Regions from separate parts of the Mus musculus genome. Here region 2 is linked to region 1. A link is a loop called in an ENCODE intact Hi-C map of the cell type or tissue named here. Cell type or tissue: left cerebral cortex. All regions are shown on one strand.

Region 1 (2,500 bases):
GGTGTATTCAAGCTGCAGCCCACAGTTCCTATATAGCCAAGGGTGGCTGTGAACTTGACCCAACACAAAATCAAACCTTATTTAAAACATGATTTTGTATGTGTGGTACTGTTTGTATGACACAGTCCTTAAATGCAAACTTTGTAGATGACAGCATCATGTCACTTTGTCAAAGGTAGAGTCTAGGGTATAGTTGGAGTTCTGTCTCATCTCTCTGAGCCCTGGCTGGGAAACAGGATTATTCTGATCGTCCTCATAAGCAAACAACAATGACTAAATGAGAATGGAGGTCTTAAATGCCAACAGCAGAACTGGCACTGGGCAACAGGCAACCAGGCCTCTTAACCATCTCTTAGCTCCCACTTTTGCCTTTGGTCTGCTAGAAAGGTCAGGATACAGAAAGCCACACTGCTTGCTCAGAGAGTGCAGCCTGGCCCGGGGTGGCTCAAAGGGGCCTATTATGATTGGCACCAGTCAGACTTTGCCTCTTAGGCTCTGTGGGAACTGACAGAAGAATGGTCCTGGGTCACTTTCTGATGGAGAGCAGTTTCTGTCAGGCTTGCTGAAAGGAATGAAGCAGTGAATGCAGGTCCTGCTGGGAGGCCAAAAGACCTCCCTAGGGAAGGGCACTGGGGAGCCCACACCCACACAGAGAGCTGTAGCAAGCAGGATGGCTACGGACAGTCCCCAGAGTACTGGGTAGAAGGGTGGGAAGGAGCATACTTCTCAAGGTTGCTGACAGACATCAGGTTTTTCTTCCATTGTCCTTATAGCATGAGGTAGCGCACCCACCCTGCTCATGCCAGATCACTGCATTATATCCGGTAAGCTGCAGGTTCTAGTGGTCATAGCTTCCAGAACACCGTGAATTTTCTAATTCCACACTGATTATAGCACTCGAGGTACCAGGGCCTTGGTGCTCAGTCCTCAGGAGCCTTCAGGTGTTTGCTGTCAGTTGTCAGCAACCTTGACTAAATATCCTCTCACTGCAGAACACACGGCACCCCACGCTGGGCTCAAGTGCTCTGACTTGGAAGCACACAGGAGGGTTAGCAGCCTGCTCCACTGCTTGCTGCCTGAATGGCCTCAAACTCCCAGGAGAGTGAGAGCACACAGTGCTCACTATCCCACAGTGGTTAGCTGCTCTCAAGGTCTCTTGTATATGGTTAGAGGCAGGGTCAGGGTATTAGCCATGTAGTCACAATGAAAAGCAAAGAAAGAAAACAGGAAGATTCCACAACCAGCAAGCGATGTGGTGCAAAGAATGACAGCGATGACCTTCAAAGCAGTCAGCCTGGACAGATGGCCACTGTTACCAATAAAAACGAGTCAGGACTAAGGGGCCCTGAGCTGCAGAAAGGCATTTTAATGAGAAGGATTTTAAGCTTAGTTCTCATATGGCTCAGGGGTGTTGGTGATAATTTCATTCATTCCACAAATATTTTTACTGCCTACCATGTGCAAAAGTTTTCCAAATAAAATAACTGACACATTCAGTCTAGTGTGGTACATACAATTTTTTTTTGTCAGACGATTGGAATTATTTGAAGTAAACTGAAGGAGCCTGCCTGTGCACTTTACACTTGGTCTCTGCACGTTCTGCCCCATCCTGCTCCTTCTCAGCTCTCATTCCATCTCAATACAGATGTTCTTAGTTGTTTCTTTCTTGCTCTCTCTCTCTCTTTCTCTCTCTTTCACACAGTTACACAGACTCACACACATACACACATAGACAAACACATGTGTACCCATAAATACCCACTCACACACACACAAATACACTCGTACACATGCGTACATACATACATATTCATACACATGCACACGCACAAGCACTCAGACACATGCACATACAGACACACACTCTCTCTCACTCACACACACACACTCACACCCACATGGTGGACGCAGACATGTACACATTCCCTTGTGCTCGCACACACACATACACACACACACTCACTCACATACACACACTCACACACTTGTGCATGCACACATACACATGTACTCACACACACATACTCTCAGACACATATGCACACACATGCCCCCCCATACCCCAAAACCTTTGGGACCTTGCTCACTCCCCATCTCTTTGGTTCCCCTGAGCACCCATCTCAGGTACTGTGAGAAACTGAACTGAGAGACATTATCCCACATCGCCCTGAGTATGAGCCACTGAAGGAAGCAATACCTGCAGTATGAAAGAGAACAGTAAGGCCTTCTCTCTGTGTCCCAAGGAACTGAACGTTAAAGAATTTCGGCCACTGGAATAGATGGGTGTCTCCCCTTTCTCCCTGACACTTTCTGTCAAAATAATAAAATAAATAAAGAGAGGACTGTGAAAGAACAATGGTCCAGATGGTGATATGGATTGTGGAAATGCATAACTGAAGAATACAATCTGGATTTTCTAAGCATTTGGGTATGGTGGACCACACATATATCCCAGTACTCCCAAGAATAAGGCAGGATGATTCCAAATTCCCAAGCTCAA
Region 2 (2,500 bases), 97 kb before region 1:
ATAGAGTCATTGTTGAAAGTCCTCAGTGTATTTGAATAGGATATGACTATTACGTCATTTCTAGCATGCTGCCTAACTTTAGACCAAAGCACTGGGAACAGAATGACATTCGTGTGGGCTTGAGGGTTTTGTACTGGGCTTGGCACTCTTGTATGGAGGAAGTCATACAAAACTATAACTAGTACCCTGACCTGTACACTGACCACAGGATCCAATATTTCCTATCACTCAGCCTTCCTCTTTCCCCCCTTGGGAGTAGAACAGATTTTGTCAACAAATGTGGTTTGGGCACCGTGCTGGGCACATGGGGAATAGAATAGAGATTTATTGCAAAGCTCTAGATCCCAGGAGCCTGCAAGTGAGACTAATAAATGCCCATGTAGGAAATCTGTGGTGCCAGTTCTCTTAGAAGGGGTGTTTCCAAGAAAGAACAGACCTAAGAAGAGAAACTGCAACAAGCCGGGGACCCTGCCAATGGGCATCAACGAGGAGCTAAGTAGACTGAAGAGGGCAGACACTTATCTCCAAGTGAAGGAACAACATTGGCCAAAGCTTATCAGACACTGGAGCAAGAGAAAAAATGGATTGTTTGACCTCTCTCTTATTAAACATGTGTACAAGTACGTGTGTGTGTGTGTGTGTGTGTGTGTGTGTGTGTGTGCCTGTCTGTCTGTCTGTCTGTCTGTCTATCTGTCTGTCTATCTGTCTGTCTGTCTGTGCATATGCATGTGGAAGCTGGAGGACAACCTTCATGGTAGTTCCTCAGTTAATTCGAATTTGTTTTGTGAGGCAAAGACTCTCATTGGCCTTGAGTTCACCAAACAGGTCAGGCTGGCTTGTTGGCAAGTACTAACAGGCATCTGCCTGTCTCTGCCTCCCCACTAGCACTGGGATTAGAAGCGTAAGCCACCCTGTCAGGCTTCCCCCTCTTTCTTTCATGTGAGTTCTAGGGAAGGAAACTCAGGTACTTAGTCTTGGTTGGTAGATAAGCACATTACTGTCACCCCAGCCCCTAAACAGTTCTTTCACTGGAAGGATTCCTTAAAAAAACCAGACAACTCAAAAGCAGGAACAATGGGAAGAGGTTTTTATCTTTGATGATCCTCCTGCAAATGCTACCTACCCTTGCTCGATATGCCCTTACTGTTGACAAGGATGCTTTTGGAGAGGTGGACCACTCATACTTAGTATATGTGATTCTGAGGGAAGAGAAAGTTGTGGGCAGATAGAAAAGAAGGGTGCAGAGGCGGTAGGTTTCTATCAAACATATTGCCCCATGGGAAGAAGCAGTCCCCAAGATACATGCTCTCCCTGGTCTTTGGAGTCTGGATTCTGTCATTGACCTTCCTCTGGGAGATTTCCCATTTTCTTTCCTCTTCCTTGCTCACTACATACTTTTTCTGCTTATGGAATATCTGGTATTTTTAGCCCAAGCAGTTGCTGTGGCAACCACTAGAGCTGAACATTTTGTTTCCCAAGAACAAATGCTTGCTTAAATATAAAAGCGTTTTTCTGTTGTTCAAAAGAACTGAATTTTCTAGCATGTAATTCAGCGCATGTGAGTGAAATTGACATTTCTCTCCTTGTATGGACTCCCAACCATGGCCATATTCTCCAAGGTTGGGGGAGATAGGATTAATCTTTACACCAGATATTGTGATATTTTTCAAAAAGGAGAATAAGAAATGATTTTATTCTGTTTAATTTGCTCCAATATTTTGGAAGATCTCAACAAGGAGTATTCCAGAGAAGGAGATGGGGGTTGCTGCCTCTTCCTCCGTAAGTGAGGAAGTGAATTCACAGACAACGACAACCTTATCTGGTCCTTCAATAAAGAGATGCCATCTTTCTTGTGTCCAGCTCACCCGCAGACAGTGCTAGTGCTGAAGAAAACAACTTTCTGTTGAATATTTTGACCTTTCTCTACTTTCTAGAAAATTTCTTGACCATGTCTGAGTATTCTTTTGATTTTTTTTTTTATCCCAAGAACACTGCATGCACACATTATAGACTGTAGACTGCAAACATCTCTCTATTTTGGTATCCAAGACTCTAGAGCTTATTCTAGCATCTAGGTTTTTTCCCAAGTACATTGGAGTGTAAGAAACGACCTCCCACACATTTAAATGAGAAATTCTTAACACTGGCTGTGTGAACTCGGGTGAAAAAAAATTCACAATGTTATTTTTGCTAATCTCAAATGAAGATTCATTATTATCCTTCTCTATAAATACAGATAACAAAATTCTGATGGTCACTTTGTAACTACTCTGAGCCTTATTCCATTACCATTGTAAGAGTTATTTAAAATGTTTGTGCCTTTTTATCATTATGTTGAAACTATGGGAATCATCAGGTATATAGAAAATACACAGACAGACATACACAGAATCATACTTACAGACACATAGACACATGCACACATAGACAGACAGACACACACAGAAACATACTTACAGACACACACAAACATAGACACACACACACACAAACATATATA

Evidence for each region. Hi-C counts contacts between places; a loop is a spot of excess contacts. Peaks named below come from ENCODE experiments on the same cell type or tissue, not always from the same donor. Only the 100,000 strongest peaks of a DNase experiment are listed, where the experiment ranks them.
Region 2: it touches region 1 in a loop (12-fold over the local background); 3 of 42 quality-filtered maps call a loop at or near these places.

What each region holds. Positions count from the first base shown.
Region 1 is chr1:164,779,953-164,782,452 of GRCm38, forward strand. No RefSeq gene overlaps it. Among named protein-coding and RNA genes, the nearest start is that of Dpt, 15 kb to the right of the region's middle. In left cerebral cortex, no CTCF peak of the experiment used is centred here; a DNase peak (open chromatin) is centred at 1,351; H3K27ac peaks cover 970 bases.
Region 2 is chr1:164,682,552-164,685,051 of GRCm38, forward strand. No RefSeq gene overlaps it. Among named protein-coding and RNA genes, the nearest start is that of Dpt, 110 kb to the right of the region's middle. In left cerebral cortex, no CTCF peak of the experiment used is centred here; DNase peaks (open chromatin) are centred at 118, 958, 1,431, 1,809 and 1 more place; H3K27ac peaks cover 2,354 bases.